Regions from separate parts of the Mus musculus genome. Here all the other regions are linked to region 2. The links are chromatin loops, found by intact Hi-C in ENCODE. Cell type or tissue: left cerebral cortex. All regions are shown on one strand.

Region 1 (8,000 bases), 310 kb after region 2:
TAGAGGGACATAAGTCTACAAGTAACCAAAGACCAGATTCACAATTACTAGATCAGTAAGCACACACCCAGTCCCTCAATGAGCTTATATATAAATATATGATGGTACCATTGACTTCTAATACCTCTGTGCCATGCTTTTTAAAATGAGTATTAGCACAGAATGTCCATGAACCACAGGATTTGGCTCTCACAGTCCAACTTTGGACAAACCATTGTGTCTACTGAGAGCCCATCTCACCCATTAGACCTCTCACCATAGCAATCCACATCTCTTGGGGGTTTACATTTTAAATTACACATGTTGATGTGTACTCAGACCATGATGTCAGCATGAGACCTACCATTTTCTTTTTTGTCTGTTTTTATTTACTTTAGGAAAAATCTCACAGTTTCATTCAGTTCTTAAAGAGCCATCAAATTGTAAAAGAATTAAAGACACTCTGAGAGGCTCAAGAGACGGCTCAGCAGTTCAGAGCATGCACGCCCTTCAGAAGGGCAGAAGTTCATTTCCCAACACCCCGATCAGGAGGATCCCGGTCACTGTCACGCCAGCTGCAGGGCAGCCAATGCCTCTGGCTTTAGCAGGTTCCTCTGCTCACTCGAATGCACACCTCCACACACAGACACAATACATGCACATAATTCAAACCAATTTTTAAAGGTATTTTGAAAATCACCAAAATCAACCTATTTTAAAAACTTTTTTAAGTGATGAAGAAAGTATTCTCTTTTAAATAAACTTCAGGGGACGTGGGGCAGAAACATGGCCCGGCAGTGAGAAGCAACGGCTGCTCTTCTAGAGGACCTGGGTTCAATTCCAAGCACCCTCGTGACACCTCACAAGCATCTGTATGTAGAGTTCCAGGGGATCCAACGCCTTCTTCTGGCTTCCACGGCATTACATACATGGTAAAAAGACATACATGCAGCCAAAGCACCCATGCACATGAAATAAAACGTTGAAAATAATAAATTGGAGGAACACTGGACTGCTACAGTCTGCTCCTGTGGTGTCGGCTTTCCTATGCTGTTTCCTACTGCGTGTCCTGGGAGAGTAGAAACTATTTCTGACTTGCATGACTATGACCTTTTCTTACGAGGCCGCCCATATCCCCAGAGAGCAGGGCTTCTAAGAATTGTGAGCAGTTAGGAAGCCTGCGCCAAATAACAGAGCTAAGCTGGACGGGAGGGGGGGGGACAGGACAACACACACATAACAGAGGTTGAAACTTTGTGTCCGAGTGGAGTGGGTTGAGATGGCAGGACTTGGCAGGACTTACGAGGACTTTGTTTTTTGCTGCCACTATTATTTTGTCACCATCTGCAGACCAGGAACAACACTTCACGATCACCTCCACATCCTCTGGAGGGTCTTCTGAACTCAGGAAGAAGCGCTTCACATTAATGCTTTTCCTCTCGTTTGCTGATCTCACATCCCAAAGCTGTTTAAAAACAAAAAACAAAATTGCTTTACTCCCAACACACTCCTCTAGAATTCCAACTAGATTAAATGTCATACAAACATGCTCTGCCCAATGGATGGTCTTACACAAGCCTATTTTTTTATTAGTTTTTTAAATTAAGAAATCCAGCTTCCTGCAAGAACTAGACCTAGCCCCCTCCCCACCCGCCGCCGCCACATTTGCTGCAAATGTACAGCTTGGTCTTCATGTGGGTCCCCTAACCAGCAGATCAGGGCCTCAGTCTCTGTTCCCTGCCATTGGATCCCCTTCCCCTACCTGAACTGCCTAGGGTTGGGCCTCAGTGGGAGAGGATGTGCCTGGTCCTGCTGGAACTAGGTTCCCCCCCCCCCCCGCCCATGTCCCAGGTTAGGGTGGTACCCAAGAGGGGCTCCCCTTCTCTGAGGAGAATGGGAAGAAGCAATGGAGGGAGAAACTTGTAAAGTGGGAGGGGGGAGCTATGATCTGGATGTAAAGTCAATAAGAGAAAAAGAAAGGAAGGAGAAAGGAAGAAAGGGAGGGAGGGAGGAAAGAAAGAAAAAGAGAGCAAGAAATCCAGCTTCCATTTTGCAGAAACAAACAAACAAAACCCCAAAGTCACTAAAATTAGATAAAAAGTTAATTGAGCTGCATACAGTTTGACACATCTATAATGCTAGTGCTTTGCAGTTGAGGCAGGAGGATCGTGTGTTTGAAGCCAGTTTGGGCTACATGAGAGCTCATCTCAAAAGGAAAAAAGTTAACTGGGCCTTGCACAGGGTGGAAAGTGGCTAAAGATTGGTGTTGACAGTGAGAAGGAGTGTAAAAGGGACTCACAGCTGTCTGCTGCTGCCCTCTACTGGGACAAGCAGGAGATGCAAGTCACATCTACCACAAGCGCAGAAGCAAACTGTACTGGGCCCCGGTGCCTGCTGGGCATCCAGTGAGAATGAGACCCCTAAAGGAGGAACTATACTGAAAGCTATAGTGAGAGGAAGCATGGCTTCCGCTGTGCTGGGTAGGGCTATGGAGTGCCACAGAACTAACCAGCTCTGAGAAATGGACTATGAAACACTCTAAGCCCTATTCTGGAACAGCCACACAAGCAACGGCCCCTGAAAGGATGCACCTTCACTCTCAGACCTGAGCGTGAGCGGTGTGCTCTGGCTTCAAAAGGGTTACCATGTCCTGGACCAAATCCCCTCCCCCAAAAAAGGCTGCCAAACCCTAACACTTTCCCCTTGGGACAACTGTGTCTACTCTGTGTAAAATAAAACAAAAGAGACGACAGGCACTAGCATGGTTAGCCTTCTTTATCTAGTACAGAAAGAAGGCAGGCAGGCAGGATGGGTCAGGGGTAGGGAAAGCACCTCCCACCAAGCCTGGTGGCCTGCGTTCAGTCTCTAGGACCCACATGAGGGATGGCTAGAGCTGACTGGCCAACTTGTCCTCTGACCTCCAAGCATGTCAACACACACACACGTTAAATAAAGTAATTTCTAAGTTTTAAAAAGAAACAAACCAAATGGCAGAGCTTTGGTCCTAACATTCAGAATCTATGAGAAATCATACAGTTAGTAGGACAAACTTAGGTTTGGGAACTAAAAGCAGGCTGACACAATTTAATTTCACTACACCTACCAACACTGTGTGAGCTTCTGCAGCCAGCTCAGCCCCTAGAAGACAATGATAAAGTTTCACACATCAGGAGATGACACAGCCACACCACTGTATTCTGAGGAGGCCACTGCACCGTTCCCAGGGTGCCTGTGCACCCTAAGCTCTTGTGTGCTTTAACTAACAATCTTTAAAGAAAACGCTTTAAGACCATTTCTCTTTGAGGCCCAGAAAACCACATGGTTATCTACATGATACCCTACAACAAGCTTAGAGAATCCCAGAGCCTTTGGGGCATCGATAATTTTACAGCTCCTATTCTCTCAGACAGTAAAGGCTTTACAAGGCTCTGACCTTGACAAGCTGCTATCTAACATCATTTTGCTGGACCTCTGCCTGTGCAAAGAGCCAGTGACACTGGCTTAATAGCTCTGTGGGAAAGCCGTCATCAACACAGGCAGGTCTCCCTGAGTGGAGTGATGCCTGTCCCCCACTGCTAGTGACACTCACACACGAATACAGAAATCAAACACCTGTCGCTGACCAACATGACATAAACATTTCTGAGCTCAGGACTAACTGGCCACACCACTGGCTAGTAAATAGAATCGGTGTGTCCATCAGCTGAAGACCGGTAATAAAGTATACACATATTCACAATGAAATGACAATGAATGCAGAGACCCATGACTGACAACACGCTGGCAACAGTGATGTCCTAAACAAGTCACTCCTACCATTCGTCTAAGGCCTCTAAGGCCCAGGCAACACAGCAGCTGAAGGTGTGGAAAGAATGCACAGGCCAGGAGACAGGAAGAAAGATAGCAGAGCGCCATCTGCTGGGCAAGCTAGGGCAGCGATCAATCACAAACTCCCACCTGCTGTACTGAAACCTGAAAGGACCTGCAGGCTAACAAAAGGAACAGCTGAGCAGGTAAGACCTCGAGCCCGCTGGCTGGAGCTCAGTCTCTGGAACGCACCATGGTAGAAGCAGAGAACCAACTCCTGCAAGCTGTCCTCTGGCCTCCACACTCGTGCTGTGAGATGTACACACTCGTACGCAAAAATAGGCAGACAGACAGAAAGATAGGTAGTGTAACTTAAAAAAGGGAACCTGGCATCAGCCTGCCATAGATGGTTAAGAAACTCAAGGGGTGCACCCCTCACTGCTGAACTGTTTGATACTGACGGAGTCAGAAGGAGGAAACATTGCCTTGGGTTTGTAACAACTGGCAATCCACAGGCACAGTCAGTCAGTCATGCACAGAAATCTACATATACACATAACTTTAAAAATAATATAAAAATCTTTAAATTAAAAAGAAATCAGTCTGGAACATAATTTTGTCACTGTTTATCCACTTGCCATCTCCCTAACTTTATTCTGAATAACCAGACTGTGGGGCATACTTTTTTCTTCTAGCGTTTAAACCCCAAAGGCCTAGTATAGTATCTAGCATCCAGTGAATACTAAATACACAGTTTTTAAAAACTTATAGCTGAAAAGACAGATTATATACCAGTTTCACGCACAGATGAATAGAAAGTTACTAAAGGAAATACAGCTTAGCTTTCTTTATAAGTAAAAAAAACCCACACTCACCTGAATGCCCTCCCAAACCCCATGTAAAACAACAGTAAAGGGATTTTTTTTTCTCTCTAGCTACAACCCACAAGATAAAGGAAATTGTGACGGGGTAACAGGAAAGGCCAGGAAGAAGAAAGGTAGGTGGGCTCCTAAAACCTGAATCCTGAGCCTGCAGTGGGGAACCAGCTGAACGAACTCAAATCTAAGTGGCTCAGAAAGTGCAGGCTGGTTCCTTCTAGAGAGAGGGGCTAACTCAGGAGGGCTCTTTAGAGATCCACTGAGATCGTCCTGCCACTCTACGGTCCAGGTAGGCTGTAACCCTAAGAGTGGGCTGGGTTGTTTTATACTTAACCCAGTTAAGGGCAGGGTCAGTATACTGGAAATAAGGACATTAAGATAAAGCATACATTCCCTTTGCCACCTCTGCCTAGATACCACGGTATGTTCCAATGACTCTTCTCACTACAACCAGAAAGCGAGGCATTTCTCTCAGAACACTCACCCTGATCAAGACGAAAGATTACCAATGAGAGCTCATCATCAAACCGTGAAAGCTGAGCCTGCAGACGGCTCAGGGACAGACCTGACTCCTGAGCACTGCCCTCCTGCCTCCACACACACACCACGGCACCTCCACTCTCATACTCGTGCACAAAAAAAATTTTTTTTTAAATATAAAACCCTAAGAACCCTAGAAGGAAACACAATTCCCAGACACCTTCCTGAAGTCACTGCTACACAGGAGCAGGTACTGAAGACAGCTCTGGAAAAGGCATACGTAAACCAAAAAAAAAAAAAAAACGATTCATACTGGCAAGAAGAAAAAATACAGTCATGAAATTGCGGTGTAATGTTTTTTAGGAAATATAATTCTAAGAACAAGTACTGAAAAATCTGTGAATAAGTTTTAAAATACTGTTGTATTTAAAATATTAGGAAACGAAGTGAAAGAATCTTCCAGAAAGGAGAAAGGAGAAAAGGCAAGGAAAAAAAATAAAAATCCAAAAACAAATATTCCAGAAAAAAAAAAGTAGAGGAGAAATCAAACAATTGGAGAAGACTCCAAAAGTGACAGATAAAACACCAACCATGTCCCCTTTCACAGCATTGTAGATAGAGCTCCCTAGACTCTTCAACAAGACTACAGTAAAAATAAGACTGGATTCTTCAGGGAAGACAGAAGCAGGCTAACCTGCCTCCTGATGCTACCGATCTAAAAATACATGATGAATACATGTTTAAGAGGAAGATATGCTTAAAGTGAAGAATTTAAACTCTGGGTTATAAAGCATTCAAAAATAACAGTATGACAAAGGTTCTTAGCAGCTGAAAGGAAAGCCTTCCTTCTACAAACATAAAAACGCTGCTCCGGCTTAGATCTAGGAACTCCGCCAAAGGCTTATGAGCTGACAGGGTGGATCCCAGGCTGCGGCACAGGCACACGAGGTTTTAGGGCAGTGGTTCTCACCCTTCCTAATGCTGTGACCCTTTAATACAGTTCCTTATGGATCCCAACCGTAACATCATTTCATTACCACTTCACAACTAATTGTGCCACTCTTGTGAATCACAATGTAAATGTTTTTGGAGACAGGTTTGCCAACAGAGCCATGACCCACAAGTTGGGAACCACTGTTTTAGAGCCTTAAGGATGAGGGCCTAGAGAAGCCAAGTTAGGCCCTTAACATGTACCCTTGAAGGGAACAGTGGAGCCCCAGGCCTTCCTATTTCCTGCTTTGCTTCCAAGACCCTAATAGGTAAGCAGTTTCTTTCACCACACGCTCCCTGCCACAAGGCACTTGCCTTGGCACAGACAGAGACAGGGTCAGATTAAAACCTCCGAGACTGTAAACAAATATGTCTTCCCTCTTTACAGGTTGTTTATCTCAGGCTTGTATCCCAGCTTTGGAACACTAACACCAACAGAAACTCCCATTCACCACAGACCATAAGGGCTTCTCTAAAGTTAGAGCCCTCTCGTGATGTTCAAAGCTCACCCTTAAAGTCCCGTCAGCTGAGCAGCTAGCCAAGAGCTCATCGTCTGGTGAGAACCTGCAGTGGTTGACTGAGTTCGTGTGACCAAACATGGTATTTCGACATTCTTTTTGATTCAAATCCCAGAGCTATTTGGAAAGGGAAAAAGGATAAGTTAAAACCATAAAAAGGCAGTGCTTGAGACTGGTGTGTCGGGCACCTGCAGTTCCAACTACTCGGAGGCTAAAACCGAAGGACCACTGAAGCTCAAGGGTTCTAGACCAGTCCTGGCATCTGGCCCCTTTGAAACTGCAATCAAGGTGGAAAGAGGAAGTGCAGACTGGGAATGGTGGGCCCAGGGAAAGGGAGAGGGAGAGTTGGGTTGGATATGATCAGGATACACTATATATGTAAATCAAACTGCCGACGGGTCTATTTTAAGGTCTATACTAAAGGGGGCTCGTGAGCATCTGAGCTCTCCCAGAGACCCAAGTTGATGAACTTCCTAGCACCCACATCAGGTAGCTCACAACTGCCTGTAACCTGAGCTCCAGAGAACTCAATGCCTTCTGCTGTGGCTTCCATGGCAACCCACACACAATGGCATACATACATGCACATACATAAGCAATATATAAATAAATTAATTTTTAAAAAGAAAATTAATCTAAGTTAAATGGAAAAAGTAAAACTCACACTAAGTTCTTCCTTTTCATTTGAACTGCTGGTTACAGAACGATAATTAATTCAGAGTAACATGAAGTTGTCAAATACAAAGATAAGCTTGTGATTAATAACTGGGCACCTTTAGATCAACATCTCAGTCCACCAAGGAACTTGAAGGCCTCACTACACTTTTATTCTGGACACTAAACTAACTGAACGACTGTTGCTTATTTTTAACTGAGTGGTTTAGAATTGCAGTATTTAATTAGCTACAAAAATCAGTAAGTAATGTATAAATTGCCTCCATATTTTTTAAGTACTAGGTTACAAAAATGGTCCAAGCAAGCTTTTTTTTTTTTTTTTTTTTTTTTTTTCATTTTTCTGAGACATCCCAAACCTTGAGATAACTAATTGGGTAAAAGCTATTAATGGCCTAAAAAAAACCCAAAACCTTCCCTGATACCAGAATACAGGAACTACCGCTCAGGTCAAACAGCAGTCCAGTGAGCCACCCAACAAGTCAGAGTGACAGTCCTCGAGCAAGTAACTCTACCTGTCTAGTAACCCAACACCAGGGAAAGGAAAAAGGAGAAAAAGAGACTTTTTAACAGAATAAAAGAGACAACCACCAAGAGCCAAGTTTGTCTGGATTCTGAATCTAATAAAGCTATGGGTCTGAGACCACATATGGGGAAATTAACACAAGCCAGCTAT
Region 2 (8,000 bases):
ACGATTCCAGGCAAATATTATAAAAAGCGTACAGATGGCTCTGGAGAAAAGTCTTCCTGCCGCTTCCAGCTCTTCCGCCTTAAGGAAGAGATAGCAGTTTCTTTTCAGTTAATACCCTCACTGTTCATTCAGTTAATCAGGGAACCAACAAACGTCTATTCAGTGTCTTGATGCTGGCACACCTGGGACCACAGGTGCGGCCTCAGCACCCACACGCTGGTCCTTCACCAAGAGAGGTTTCTCGTGGGCCACTGTGCCCCGGCCCAGAGCCCACATGACCCCTCTATAGCCTTGTCGCTTGCCTCTGGCTACCTTATCTTTTCCCCCCCTTTTCTCATTTTTTTTTTCCAAAAACATCAGCATCGTTTTGCTGCCTTGGGTTGAGCCTGCATCTTTTAACTGTGACCTACTCATTCAACCATGATTTACTTACAAAGGCCCCCATCACCAAAAAATAGAAATAAACATGACAATTAACTCCTATTGGTTTTTTGTATATATTTTGTGTCCTGTACATGTATACGTACATATATGAAATCTCATTTAATCTTTGCAACAATCTCATGAGGAAGAGGTTGCTATGATCCCATTTTAAAACTAAGTAAAAGAACTAGGCTCAAAATCACTTTTACCTAAAAGTCACCCAGTTACTTATAGCTGAAACTGTCATTTAGCCCTTCTCCCATAGCACTCAGCTGAGCAGTTACTATCTCCTAGTATTTCTGTAGCTAGCACCTCTGAGAACCAGCTTCCCTTTGTCTCATGGGCAGTAATGGCTGCCCAGCATTGAGGAGTCATGTCCACATTTAGGTTAAGGAAAGAAGAGGGATGATGTCATCCTGCTTGTGTCCCTCTCAGTGGGAATTCAGAACATTCCCAGAATCCTCTGCCAGCTTTCCTGTTACCTTTTATTAGCCAAATCATATTGTGTGGCCTCCACCAGCAGCAAGAGAAACTGGAAGGGTAAAAAGGCAATTAAAAAAAAAAAAAAAAAAAAAAACCTCTATAATGAAGGCAACAAGCTCAACGGAATCCTAGAATGCTTGTCATGCCAGTCAGATGTCAGTGTGTGTGCCACAGGTCATAACTGTTTAGACAGGATGGGAAACCACGCAAGGGCTCTAACCATTACGCTTTCCTGTGCTGCAGTGATACTGGACATTCCTTGATGAGTAAGAGGGACATGGATCTGTATCCGTAGACAGACACACACAAACCATCCACAAAACACAGGATTTCAAAATCCCCTAAATGCTAAAAGATAGAATAACAGATCTTCAAAATGTTTAAAATGGTTAGCAATTGCTTGATATTATTTTTATGGGCTGCAAGAACCCCTGCAGCCAATGTATGGAATTAGTCTTCAGTTGGTTTAAAGATTAGAAGACTTAGCAATACAATTATTATATTACTTATACCGTTATATTCCCTGTTAAAATATCAATGGTTTTTATTTTTTAGAGAAGTAGACAAATATTCTTATAAAATTCACAAATTATCAAGATGATTTTTAGGAAATAAAAAACTTGAAGCATTGTACTTACTATCTGGTCTTCAGATAGGTTGCAGAGTAATGGTGATTCAATCTGTACGTTGCTAAACTGGCCAGCGGTGCAACCCTGTAACCCTAGCATGCAAGAGGTAGAGATGGAAGGATCAAGTCCATTGCCATCCTTGGCTATATAATGCATTCACAGCCATCTTTGGGTGCATGAGACCTTGCCCCCAAAAATAGAGTCAAATAATCAGTTATAATGATACTTAACTTTTAGAGATCTAATGTATAACAATGAGCTGTAGTAAAAACACAGCATCATTTGCTTGATCTGTGCTAAGAAAGTAGATCTTGTGCATTCTTCATTTTAAAAGGAGATTAACGTGTGCTGTGGTGTTCTGGCTTGGTTGTAGAAGTCATTTCCCATTGTATATCAAATTAATCACACTGTGGGCCTCGGATGTAGCTTTTATTTGTCCGCTCTATTGATAAAGTCAGAAAACAAATGCACAAGGCTAGAGCTAGCACATGATTTGACAATCCAACTTTAGGATATTTATTCAAAATCACTGAAATCCAAATCTTAGAGAAATACATAAACAGGCTCCATTTATTTCCTGTGGCTGTGGAAAAAAAAAAAGCCTGCCAAGTGCAAGTTAGAGGAGGGAGGGTCTATTTTTCCCTCACATTTCCAGGCTACAGTCATCTAAGCGGGGACATCACAGCATCAGGACCCTGAAACCATTGATCATATCACACCCACAGCCAAGAGAAGAGAGAGATGAATCCATGACCCCCCCAAACCGGTGCCCAGCTTACCCTCTCTACTCACATCATTCAGGGTCCCCTGCCCAAGGACTAATACTACCTACGTGGCTGTCTTCCCACTACTGATATAATCAAGATAACTTCCTACAGACGTGTCTATAGACCAATCTGATATATACAGTCCCTCCCCGAGACTGTCACAATGAAATGCTTCTCAGTGAATGTATGCATAAAGTGTCTGTGTGTGTGTGTGTGTGTGTGTGTGTGTGTGTGTGTGTGTGTGTGCGGGCGCGCGTATGAGCGTGTGCATGCACACATACCACATATGTAATGAAATATTAGTAGGTCTTGGAAAAGAAGGAATCCCTTTTTTACCATCTATGGAAAGACATGACATAGGTGAGCCTCGAAGACAATGCAAAGTGGAATAAGCTGTAGAAAGGACTTAATCATATGTGGTTTTGCCTTTGTGAGATTATCTGAAATAGTTTAATGCACACAGTTGTTCAGTGGTGGCTGCTGGGATATGGAGTAAGGCGTAAAAAACTGCTAGTCAACAGGAATAAAATTTCAATTAGTTAGAGGAATGAACTCTAGAAATCTTCTGCAAGTGTTGGGACCCTCGTTAGCAATACTGTCCTGGATGCTTAAGAAGGTTTTAAGAAAGTTAACCGGACAAGAAGTGTTCTTTGCTGTGATGGTTTGTATATGCTTGGCACAGGGAGTGGCACTATTAGGAAGTGTGGCCTTGTTGGAGGAAGTGTGTCACTGTAGGGGTAGGCTTTTGAGACCCTCTTCCTAGCCACATGGAGACAGTCTGCTCCTGGCTTCTTTTGGATTGAAGACATAGAGCTTTCAGCTCCTTCTCCAGTGCCATACCTGCCTGGAAGCTGCTATTCTCCCGCCTTGATGATAATGGACTGAACCTCTGAACCTGTAAGCCAGCGCCAATTAAATGTTGTCCCTTATAAGAGTTGCCTTGGTCATGGTGTCTCCTCACAGCATTGGAAACCCTAATTAAAACATATGCTATGATAACACTAAATATTATTTTAAAGAAGCCCTTTGGCCCTACCACTTGCTCCAAAGAGTGATCGCTCATTGTTCCTGAGTCTTGCTCTGTGCTGGCTGCAGCCACCTTTGTGCCTGACTCCTCCTCTGCAGTGGACTACAGCAGCTTTCTAGCTAGAGTCTGGATTTCTTTCTCACTGGCTGCCCTACCATGTCAGATGCAGCCATAGACATGGAAGAGGAGGAGGAGGAAGAGGAAGAGGAAGAGGAGGAGGAGGAAGGGAGGGAGGGAAGGAGGAAGGAGGGACAAAGAGGAAAGAAAGAGGAAACGGAAGAAGGAAGCTGTTGAGGATGTTGAAGATGGACGAGATGAGCTGAAGATGGAAGTACTAATGAGAAACATGGGGAGTAGGGGGCAGACAATGAGATTGATGTGGAAGAGGAAGGGTGGGATGGAAGAGCAGGAACTGTTAGTAAACTCGGGAGCAACAGTTTGCACATCACATGCTTCTAATGACAGACCGCCAGGTCCATCCATGTGCCCTTCCCAGGCAGTGCTAGCCACAGAGCACACTCCTAGCCTGAAGCCACCATCTGCCAACTATTTCAACTACCCACAAGTCAGGACAGAAACATCTCTCTGCACCCCTTATGTCCGGCCTTTTCTTCTGATGCCTAATAATAAATAAATCATGTGTAGAAGGATGTCACCTTTGACCTAGCAGCCGAATTTGCTAAAACGTTGTACTTTGTAACCTTTTGTATTTCACCAAAGTCCTTTCTCCCAGAACACTTATTTCTCCGACCCAAATTACAGTCTAATATATGTAACATCTGCCATGACTACCAAGATACAGAGGCCGAGCTGGCTCAGTGACAGGACACTGGGTACAATGTAGCCACATGAGCTACTCTGTTCCAAAAAGTGAAATTGAATGTAAACCCAGTTTATGTGCCCAGGGATTCGCGCAAAGGTCACAGTGTAATTCGTCAGCTGTGCTCTGTGGAGTTCACCCTGCTCACCAAAAGGCTGGGCTCCGCGGTGGATACAGCTGCCAAGCTGTTCACCTTGCTCGTTGACTTTCCTGGAAAATTGAAAGCTTCCAGATGCCTATCGGGTGTCTTGTCTCTGCAGCCAACTGACTGTTGGTGCTTCCTTCCGCTTGCAGCAGTATGCTGGGGGCTTTGGGGGGGTGGCGGGGGGTTGGCAGACACGGGCTTCCCTTCAGGAGCCAGAGACAGCTTTATCTGTTGGAGATTAACTATTACTATTTCTGCTATGACCCACAAGGAGACCGCAACCAATGATCTCACTTCAAGGCTTCTGTCAGCGCTGTAATTCAGCAGCGGTGGCCGAAGGTAAAAGTTGTGTGCAGTAATTGAAATGTCCACTAGGTGGGTCTGGTGTTCTTCCAACCAGAAAGCAGGCGGCACCAGGAAGGCTGGCTCCATCTTTCTTGTTGCAAAGGTTTAAAAAGGGGGGGCCGGGGGAGGGGGGCTGGAGGAGGGGGGCTGGGGGAGGAAGGGGAGTAGGAAAATGTGTCTGGGGCTGTGGTTTTAATATTCATCCTAGATTACATGGGATGGATTATTGTTGGTAGCCATTCATCTGAGCCCATGAAGATCGTTCCTTGCCTCCTTTTTACATAGATGCATGTGAAGCCTACATCTATATTTTAACCTTATTTTTTTTATGATTAAGAAACCATATTAATTGATGTCCCTGTGTTCGGATGGCATGCGCGCTGCCATTTTCTCATCGCTGCTTTGACAAGTCCCTTCACCACCAAAGGCACAAGTTTCCAGTAAAATGATATATTTTTCTTTTGTGAAGCTTTTCTTCCATTCAAAGCTCCACGGTTGTGTTTAACATTCCCAGCAGCTGTTCTCAGTGTGATCTTCAGTAACCTCTGAAAAACATGATTCAGGTTTACAGAACTCCTCTCTTAATCCTTGTCAGAAAACCTCCTCTTACACTTTAGGGTACAATAGTCAATAAAGCGGACTTTTAAACCACCCCGGGTCACCCCGGCTTAAGAGACCACTTCAAATTCTTAATCTGTTTTCCAGTTTCGCATTACTTCCTCCAGCTCGCGTCGAGCTTATGTTTAAGTATCATCATGAAATGTCAGATGTTTTCCTGCAAAGCACTGTGGGAAAATCCCCATGGTGCCAAACACAGTGCTGAGTTCTCAGAGCAGGCAGGACAGGTGACAGCTGTTCTCTTCCCACCCTACCGGAAACAGGCACAAGGACAGGTTCCATACAGAACACCAGACGCAGAATCCACCTGCCCTTGAAAACACCAACCGGGAGCAACTAAGAGGTGTTGGTAAGCATCAACATAGATCACTTGAAAGTCTGACTCCTTTTTTCTTTTCCTTCATTTTAAGTGAAAAGAAGCATGGTCAAATCTCAAATGAATATTGAGATGAACCGTTTCAGCATAGAAGCTTAGGTGCCTTTTGGTGCTAATTATATGACAACATCTGAATGGCAAAAGACTAAACAAGATGTAGCTCTCTGAGGCAGCGGGGACAGCCAGCCCTAAGCATTTTCTAACATAAGCCAACAACCTTGAAAAAGCTGATAACAGGAAAGTTATCATTGTTAATACTTGATTTTTAGTGACAGGGTATAATTAGTTGTTTTTATTAGTTCAAACAATTCAGAGTAGTATAGAAAGGGAGATTCTTTGTAATTTTGTTGCCATCTTCTTCCCACATAGTTATAGTCTGTGAATAAAGAGGTAGCAGGTAACCTTGTAAGAATAGATGGATGGTATATGTCTTTCAGTAATTCTAAATGGCTGTTTATTCTAAATATTCTAAAAATTCTAACTGTGTAGGTCATGCTTCAAAAACTGGTAAGAATGCATTTAGTAAGATGTCATGTGTTTCTTTTTAAATAATGAACACAACATCTCTATTGTGCTAGCCTTTGTATATGTGCAGTTCTTACTAAACATCTACCCGCTCTGTCAATTCATATCCCTATTAAAGTTGATCCAGGCAGCATACCAAGAGATATGACAAGCAAACCCTGCTTAGCAACCAAGCCATAGTCCCCAAGTATATCAAGGTCTTTACTCGCATATTGCTTAATATCATCTGTCTCAGCTGGTCTAGTTGGCAGAGCCCTTTGAGCTGGTGGGGATGTGGTAAGAGTAGAACATAGACTTTTGGTACCACCTTCCTGAGGTTCTGTCTGGGTATTCAGCCTAGACAGTAAAACGGACCAATCATGTGGCTTCTGATTCCTGAGGATTGCTGACCTTCATTTTGTAAAGTGCAGTATCCATCCCTTCATATATGTCTGGATTTTCCAGTTGTTCTCTGACCCAAGTTACTCCATCTGTGCAGAAACTCGATAGCACATAGGAGATCCACAGAGTAAAAAACACTGATGCAGTTGGAGTCCATTTCAGCTATTCTAGTTAATAACCATAAAACCTTGAGCAAGTCATTTAGCTCCTTTGTCTTTTGCTTCCTAATTTTATAATAGTTGGGATATTCATATATGTTATTAGAAACTCTAGAACATAGTAAACTCAATGTATGTTAGCAGTATCTTCAACATAGTGATGGTCATAACATTACTAAAAATGAGATAAATAAGAAAATGTATTCAAGGGATTTTTATATTTCAAAATTTTAAATATAAGCCATATGTGCTGGGGAATCAGTTTCGTGACTAATATAGCAATTACTATTTCATATAACCTCTTTGATCCACTTACTTAGAAAATAAGACATGTTATATATTAATTACCATTTTCTTTGTAATTTCCCTAAGCACTGTGGATCAAATTTCATTTCTCCAAAGCTCTAAGGCCTAGAACCCCAGAATGTGGCTGTGCTTAAAGATAAGATCTTTAAACAGGCAGTGAGTTAAAATGAGGCCATTAGGGGTCGGCTCTACTCCAAGATGACAGGCATCCTTCTAAAAAGAAGAGATTAGAGAAAAATCCAAAATCACAGAGGGAAGGGTTTGTGGGGGCAAGAGAGTAATAAACATCTGTACATGCAGGAGAGCCACCCCTGCTGTCACCTGCTAAATAACCTTACTCTGCATTACTACACACACACACACACACACACACACACACACACACACACACACACCACTAATCGCTGGGACAATTTTAATAAGGCAAAAGTTCCAATCTCCATAACTGCTAGCCTTCTGTATTAAAGCAGATTTTTCAACCTCAGGAAGCCTCCACTATATCTATCATGAGAACACTAATAACAATCTTGTCTGTCTTCTAGGATATTCTGAGAATTCACCAGCCATATGCGTGTGGTCATGTATCACTTAACGATGGGAATTCGTTCTGAGAAGTGTGTCATTGGGGAGTTTCATCGTTGTACAATAGTCACAGTTTACTTAGCACAAAGGAAAGCAACTGTGACATCACTGTGATATGTGATCTTCTGGGACCACTGTTGCACACATAAGTCATCACTGACTGGTGCAGTGCTCAACTATGTAGACCCAATTAAGTGATACACAACTATGTGCATGTGTGTACTCACGAATCCCCACAATGCCCTGCAGTGCGGGCAGAATCATCATTATTATTTGCCCCCATTGTAAAAATGATGGAAGCTTCATGTGGTTTATAGTCAAATAATGAGGTTTAAAAGTGTGCTGTAAGCTGGGCGTGGTGGCGCACGCCTTTAATCCCAGCACTCTGGAGGCAGAGGCAGGCAGATTTCTGAGT
Region 3 (8,000 bases), 410 kb after region 2:
CATGGTGGCAGAATCCCAAGACTTGGGAGGCAGAGGCCCACAGATCTTTGAGTTCAAGGCCAGCCTGGTCTATATCACCCAGTTCCAGATCACCCAGGGCTACACAGTGAGACCTTGTCTCAAACAAACATATAAGCAAAAAGAACAAGCTGGTCTGAGGATGTGGCTCAGTTAGTAGACTGTCCAGCATGCATGAAGGCCTGAACACACCGGAGGCTCACACTGGCAATCCCAGCACTTAGGAGGTAGAGGTGACAGAATCAGGGGTTCAAGGTCATCATCTGCTACATAAAAAGAGCTGGAGGCTAGCCTGGGGTATCTGAGACCTTGGCACAGTGGTTTGTTTTTGTTTTTAGAAATAGGGTTTCTCTGTGTAGCTCTAGCCCTGGCTGTCCTGGAACTTGCTCTGTAGATCAGGCTAGCCTGGAACTTAAAGACCCATTTTTCTCTGCCTTCCAATTGCTGGGTCTTAAAAAAAAAAAAATAGCCGGGCGTGGTAGCCCACGCCTTTTAATCCCAGCACTCGGGAGGCAGAGGCAGGCAGATTTCTGAGTTCGAGGCCAGCTTGGTCTACAAAGTAAGTTCCAGGACAGCCAGGGCTATATAGAGAAACCCTGTCTCGAAAAACCAAAAAAACAAAACAGAGAAGTGAAAGTTGCTTTTTCTTCCAGAAGCTACTCAGGAAGCCCATGTAGCATTCAGCCTGAACTTCCGTGCTGTGCTGTTTCCTTCTCTCTGGCCTGGAGTTCTTTCTTCCTGGCTTATGACCTTGGCATTATACAGAGGAGCTCAGCGTATAGGAGCTCAGCTCAGCGTGGAGAATGCTAGCCCTTTCCGGTTTCTCTGACCTTTTCAGATGATGTGATGGCGGGGATGACGCAGAAGGGCCTGGTTCTGGGTGATTTGTAAGAAGCACTAGATACCAGTTTATTCATTCCTTGCGAGGTGAATGCTAATGCGCAGAGTCGTCCGCCAGGCCTTTTCATTAGGGCATTTTCCTCTGTAATAGTAGGTGGTGTGGGGGAGGGGATTCTGAGGTCGCGAAATATTCTGCTCATCAACCCCCCTCTCGCTAATTTTCACATCAATAGTTGACTCTTGCTTTGTTGTTTTGACAAGCATTTTCTCAGTAGCCCATGGAGTGCTGGGATTAAAGGCATGATGCCCCACACCTGTCTGCCCACTCCTGACTCTAACTGGAATCAATCAGTAACTGTTGTCTTAGGGTTTCTATTGCTGCAAATAGACACCACGACCATGGTAACTCTTAAGAGTTATATTGGGGGGCTGGTGAGATGGCTCAGTGGGTAAGAGCACCCGACTGCTCTTCTGAAGGTCCAGAGTTCAAATCTCAGCAACCACATGGTGGCTCACAACCATCCATAACAAGATCTGACTCCCTCTTCTGGTGTGTCTGAAGACAGCTACGGTGTACTTACATATAATAATAAATAAATCTTTAAAAAAAAAAGAGTTATATTGGGAATGGCTTACAGATTCAGAGGTTTAGTCTGTTATTGTCATGGTGGCCCACAAACAGACACGATGCTGGAGAGTTCTACATCTGGATGGGCAGGAAGTAGGTCTTCCTGTGACAGTGAGTCACCGACCCTGGGCTTGAGCTTCTGGGACCTCAGAAGCCTGGCCCCTAATGACACACTTCCTTCAACAAGGCCACACCCACTCCAACAAGACCAAACCCACTAACAGTGCTACTCCCTATGGGCACTGTGGGGTCATTTTTATTCAAACCACAACTGTGGTGGTTGATGAATTGTCATTTCATATTCATATTGCCTCTAACATGGCCAGTGTAGACCTTCGAGTCTGATCCTTTGTTCTTTTGACCAGTCCCTGTTATTTCTGAAGCCCTTCTTTATTTCTTGGCACATCACAGGCTCTCAGCTTACCATACATCTCTCTGCACATCTTCCTGTGTCTGGAACTCTCCCAGAATTCTCTCTGCCTACCAGATGTCCCACCTTCTATTCCACCCTTTCCTATAGGCCATAGGTCTTTTTAAATTGACAGGTGATACAGGATTTCTGAGTCCGAGGCCAGCCTGGTATACAAAGTGAGTTCCAGGACAGCCAGAGCTACACAGAGAAACCTTGTCTCCAAAAAGCAAAGCAAAACAAACAAAAAATTTCTCTCTACAAAGGCTCTAACTCCAGCTCCAGGGACTCTGATGCCCTCTTCTAGCCTCTGTAGCACCTGTACTATCTACAAATCCATACACAGAAACATACATACATTGACTTAAAAAATAAAAAGCCCACATATCCTACAAGGGTTGCTTTTGCTCATCAGAGGATTCTCAGCGCATGTATAGAAAATGTTCCATAAATACCGTCTGAACGATTAACAAGCACACGTCAAGAGATAGTGGAGATATCACTGCAATTCCAAGTTCAAGGATCACCACAAAGCAGTTTCGGTCTCCACATTTCTCTGTCGGAGCCACTTATCACATGACTGACTCAGCTTAAAATAGATGTCTTTGCCCTGCAGTTTACTGATATGGGATTAGAACTAGGCTAAAATGACTTGTTAGTGTCCCTTTTTATATTTAAAATTCATGTGACTAAACAAAGCACTTGTGCGTGTGTGTGTGTGCGCGCACACACACACACACACACACACACACAAGTGTACAGGTCAGTGGAAAATTTGTAGTAGCTGGCTCTCTCCTTCCACCACATGGCTCTGGCGATCAAACTCTGGCCACCAGACTTCTTTACTCAGTGAGCCATCTCTCCAGTTCCAGTGTTCCCTTTTCAAGGTGCTGCGTTTTCTAAGTGGTTAGAGAGTGAATTTTGTAACTGCGACTGTTTTTACCATGACAGTACTAACCTCCGTATAGTCCGAGGCTCCCCTCCTGCCATTGGGAAGTTCCATGAACCCAGCATTTCCCCTTAGTGCCTTCTGCAGCAGAGGCATTGGCTGCTGTCTTCAGTTATAGTCTCTGTAGCCTCTGAAGTCTTGGCCCGAGCCCTCCAGTGTCTATTTAACCAATTCCCTTATGAAACATTTTGCTTATAACTAGCATGGTATACTTACTGTAAAGGAATTAGATAATTCAAAATGTACAGTTAAGCAGGGCACTTTCATGTTTTGTCTGGAAAAAAAATAATCAGGATTACAGTCAAGGTCAACCAAACACATTCTTCAACATTGTCATTGGGTTGGTGAGCCCTCGGCTGATCTTCCTCAAACTGTCTTCAGATTTCTTGTTTGGTTTTGTTTTTGTTTTTCGAGGCAGGGTTTCTCTGTATAGCCCTGGCTGTCCTGGAACTCACTTTGTAGACCAGGCTGGCCTCGAACTCAGAAATCCGCCTGTCTCTGCCTCCTGAGTGCTGGGATTAAAGGCGTGCGCCACCACCACCCAGCTGTCTGCAGATTTCTAGAGAGCAGTCGTGCTGTGAGCTCTGAACATGACTTGGTAATAAGGGTTCCTGCAGACGGTTCAGGGGGTAAAAACATTTTGCCAGAAAGTTTGAATTTGCTATGTGGAACCCACATAAAGGTGGAGAGCTTGCTATCCAGATCCCACATCAAGGAAGAGAGAACCAGTTCAATAAAGTTGTCCTCTGCCCTCCACACACACGCAACCTTTGCACACACAATAATACTTTTCGAAAAGGAAAGAACTAGCCAGGAGGTGATGGTGCTCACCTTTAATTCCAGCACTCAGGAGGCAGAAGCAGGCCGATGTCTATGAGTTGGAGGCCAGCCTGGTGTACAGAGAGTTCCAGGACAGCCAGGGCTACACAGAGAAGCCCTGTCTTTTTTCTTTTTTTAAAGTATTTACTTATTTATTCATTTATTTATTATTATATGTAAGTACACTGTAGCTGTCTTCAGACACTCCAGAAGAGGGCATCAGATTTCATTATGGATGGTTGTAAGCCACCATGTGGTTTCTGGGATTTGAACTCAGGACCTTTGGAAGAGCAGTCGGTGCTCTTAACCGCTGAGCCATCTCACCAGCCCGAGAAGCCCTGTCTTAAGGAAAAACAAACAAAAAAGAAAAAAAAACCCACAATGCATGTGCATGCGAGGAACAACACATACACACACACACACACACACACACACACACACACGGCACCAGGTGGGCTGGCCATCTCTCTGGGCAAATTTGATAATGATTTTATATCTTGTCCGTTGCAAACGTGAAACCAAAGCCAAATGTTTCCCAGGTTTTCATGTGTACTGTCACAGGAACACTAGGGAAGCCACAGGCATTTGGGTCCCCTAATGGTGTCTATCCTAAGCAGACCACTCCTCTGCAGCTCAGGGCAGCACCCCTCCTCTTCCCAGTCAGCGTCTTCTCTTTTGGTTCTGTCCCTCCTCATCTCTCTCCAAGCCTAGCTGTGTTGTAGAGTTTTTATTATTATGAATAGAAACGATGTAATAAAAGGTTGTTTATTGAATATCAACTGACCTGTCCTGGATCTAGCTCTCTAGACCAGGCTGGCCTTGAACTCAAGAGATCCACCTGCCTCTGCTCCCCAGGTGTTGGGATTAGAGGCCAGCGCCATCACTGTCTGGCTCAACTGACTTTTATACTAATCTACCTGTGCGCCAACTTTACTCAGATGGCAGAAACCCAATAAAGCCTAATCAGTTTGGCTCTGTTGTTTGGTTCTGGTTCTGACACAGAACCCAGCTACACAGCCCAGCATGGCTGAGGCTTGCTATGGAGCCCAGGCTGAGGATCCGTTTGCCTTAGCCTCCCAAGAGCTGAGACTGCAAGCCTCATTCTTAATAGTACTTTTGACCTAGAACTTAATAAAAACAAAATTAACAGGAACTCAATTCCTTCTTACAACTGATAGGCCATATTTAACAAGGCTTCCCCTACAGTAACCAGACATTGCCTACTACACAGAGTTATATAGTGACACCTAGTGTACCCTTCTGGTAAAACCCTTCAGATCACATTTTTGGTGATTTTTCCTATATTTGACTGATCAGTGTATTTGTTTGAGATGGCGTCTTGCTATATTGTAGCTTAGGGTTGCCCCAACTCACAACCCTCTTGCCTAAGCGTCCCAAGTGCCAGAATTACAAGTGTCTGCCACTTAGCTCTATATTTTGTCTATTTTGAGACAGGATCTCACTCTGGTTGTCTTGGAACTTACTTATGTAGATCAGGCCAGCCATGAACTCACAGAAATCCCCCTGCCTCTGCCTCCCGAGCAAGTGCTGGAATTAGAAGCATGTGCTACCACAACTGGCGCCAGCAATACTTTGAAATTCTGATGTAGACACTCTAACCAATCAGTACTTAGGAATTCTGATTTTTTTAAGATTACGAGGCACTTTTTCCACGGATGAATAATGATGTTGAGAATCTTCCCATATGCTTCAGGGGTATTTGTGTACTTTCTTTGGGAAGATGTAGTCTCAGGTCACATTCAACAAATCTTTGTTACCCGGAGTGACCTTGAACTCTGGGTTCAAAGAACAGGTGAGACTACTGAAACTTGACCCTGGTGCCCAGCTCTTTGTTTAGTTTAAAAATTTTTTTTTTTTTTAAAGACTTATTTATTTATTATATGTAAGTACACTGTAGCTGTCTTCAGACACTCCAGAAGAGGGAGTCAGATCTTGTTACGGATGGTTGTGAGCCACCATGTGGTTGCTGGGATTTGAACTCTGGACCATCGGAAGAGCAGTCGGGTGCTCTAACCCACTGAGCCATCTCACCAGCCCTAGTTTAAAAAATTTTTTAAATGATTTGTCTCATATGCATTGATGTTTTGCCTGCATGTTGTGCCTTGAACATCTTGCCTGTGCAAGGGTGTCAGGTCCCCTGAAGCTGAGAGACAGTTGTTGCTGCCGCCTATGACCTTCTACTTTGGCTTTAAGAATGTGGAATTGTTGTTTTGGTTTGGAAATTAATACTCCCGCAGAGATGGTTGGCAGGATTCGACAGCCCATGGAGGGTCTGCTGCATAGGTCGCAAGTCAGCATCTGCTACAACTCAATGCCTGTTTCGGGACCAGTGGAACCAGCTTTGGAGACACACACGCTGTGGGCAGATGCTGACTTCTGCAGACAGCGCTTTACGCCATCTAGGTGATCACCAGCAACTTCCTCATGTTTGTTCCCGTGACTTACAGTGGGTACTTGCTACCACAGTAGCATCTGGGCCAGGCTGGGATAGGGCCCTTTCTCTTCACCTGGCAGGCAGTGGTACTGCACATCACAGCGTGTGGCCATCAGCATTAGCCTTAGTGCAGTAAAAAAGAATCTTAAGGAACCAGAAAACATGATTCCTTCTTCCACTGTCCCTTCTCACCTGTCACTTTAAACTCACACACCTATTGAATAAAGGGTTCTGTTGATAAAGTAGTGTTTGTTTTTTTTTGAGACAGGGCTTCTGTGTACTTCTGGCCTTCTTGGAACTTGCCTTGTAGACCAGGCTCGCCTTGAACTCAGATCCATCTGTCTCCTGAGCGCTGGGATTAAAGAGGTGCATCACCACATCCAGCATAAGTAGTGTTTTGTTTGTTTGGTTTTGGTTTTTTGAGACAGGGTTTCTCTGTGTAGCCATGGCTGTCCTACTCACTTTGTAGACCAGGCTGCCTGCCTCTGCCTCCCAAGTGCTAAAGGCGTGCGCCACCACGCCCGTTTTTTTTTTTTTTTTTTCCTAGTAAGATTGAGAAGCCTCTGAGGTATCTTCTCCCTCACCATCCTGAGATGGCGTAAAGCGCTGTCTGCAGAAGCGGAAGCTCAGCATCTGCCCACAGTGTGTGTCTCCAAAGCTGCTTCCATTGGTCCCGAAACAGGCATTGAGTTGGAGCAGATGTTGACTTGCAACCTATGCAGCAGACCCTCCGTGGGCTGTCGAATCCTGCCAACCATCTCCTTGCCTAATCCAGGCAGCTTCCTATCTGCTTTTCCTGTGTGCGTGTGCACGCACGTGTGTGTACTTGGTGGTGGGGTTCTCAGCCAGTGATATAATTGAATTCTAACTTCAAACAGGATTGATGGCTGTTAGGGACAGTCTCACCTCAAGACTAGATTTTAATGCAGTTAAGTGGGAACCAAACGCACCTTTCTCTCGTGTGATGTTACACTGAAATTTTTGTTGCGTGTGGAGAGTAGAGACTGAATATGGGCCTAGAGTATTTGATTTTTGGAGATAGGTTTCTCTGTGTAGCCCTGGCTGTCCTGGAACTCCCTCTACAGGCCAGACTGGCCTTGAATTCAGAGATCTGCCTGCCTCTGGGGCTAAAAGTGTTGCGCTTCGAGTGTGTATTCTTGTGTGCTCATTCATCAGCCTGTGTTTCCACTTAACCTTTTGGTTTGAATATATTTGACTACAAAAACAAAAATAGTTTTGTTTTCTTTTGGTTTTTCAAGACAGGGTTTCTCTGTATAGCCCTGGAACTCACTTTGTAGACCAGGCTGGCCTCAGAGATCCGCCTGTCTCTGCCTCCTGAGTGCTGGGATTAAAGGAGTGCACCACCACGCCCGGCTTCTTTTGACTATTTTCAAACAGGGTTTCACTACATTGGCCTAGAACTTGCTATGTGGATCAGGCCTGCCTTTCCTCCTGACTAAAGGCACAGCCCTCAACACCTGGCTTCATCCCATGATGTTATCTACTAGTCACACCGTTCAGTCGGATCTTTGGTAAGCTCAGCTTGGATCCTATGAATTCCATCCTTAGGCTCCTAGGAATTTTTTGTTGAATTCCAAGGCTTTTCATTCTCTTGATCCCTTTTGGTTCTCAAATACACCACAAAAAGGTTACTTACAAAGGAGAATGCATGATTTTACCGACAGAGACCACAGCAAAATCGTGGCTTTGTGCTAAGCACTAGTTTTGGAGTAAAAGACTAGGAAAGAAACAAGTGGGAGCTGGCAACTTATCAAGCTGCTTACAGGGTCTCTTTGTGTAGCCCTGGGGGTCCTGGTATTCACTTTGGCGTCCAGGTTATACTCAAACTCAGAGAATGGCCTGGTTTCTTTGCATTCTGTAA

What was found. Peaks named below come from ENCODE experiments on the same cell type or tissue, not always from the same donor. Only the 100,000 strongest peaks of a DNase experiment are listed, where the experiment ranks them.
Region 1: a loop joins it to region 2, with 8 times the contacts of the local background. A loop is called at or near these places in 40 of 42 quality-filtered maps.
Region 3: it touches region 2 in a loop (2.9-fold over the local background); 17 of 42 quality-filtered maps call a loop at or near these places.

Annotation. Positions count from the first base shown.
Region 1 is chr10:91,030,267-91,038,266 of GRCm38, forward strand. Apaf1 (apoptotic peptidase activating factor 1) reads right to left here. Exons shown (of 27, transcript NM_009684.2): 16 at 6,644-6,769; 17 at 1,283-1,444. Among named protein-coding and RNA genes, the nearest start is that of Apaf1, 48 kb to the right of the region's middle. In left cerebral cortex, CTCF peaks have their summits at 2,299 (motif pointing left) and 3,900 (motif pointing left); DNase peaks (open chromatin) are centred at 1,684, 2,304, 3,886, 5,048 and 1 more place.
Region 2 is chr10:90,724,280-90,732,279 of GRCm38, forward strand. All of the region lies in intron 17 of Anks1b (ankyrin repeat and sterile alpha motif domain containing 1B), which reads left to right. Among named protein-coding and RNA genes, the nearest start is that of Apaf1, 350 kb to the right of the region's middle. In left cerebral cortex, CTCF peaks have their summits at 4,640 and 4,844; DNase peaks (open chromatin) are centred at 4,658 and 5,282; H3K4me3 peaks cover 379 bases; H3K27ac peaks cover 2,909 bases.
Region 3 is chr10:91,136,839-91,144,838 of GRCm38, forward strand. No RefSeq gene overlaps it. Among named protein-coding and RNA genes, the nearest start is that of Slc25a3, 17 kb to the left of the region's middle. In left cerebral cortex, CTCF peaks have their summits at 4,920 (motif pointing left) and 7,203 (motif pointing left); DNase peaks (open chromatin) are centred at 739 and 4,907.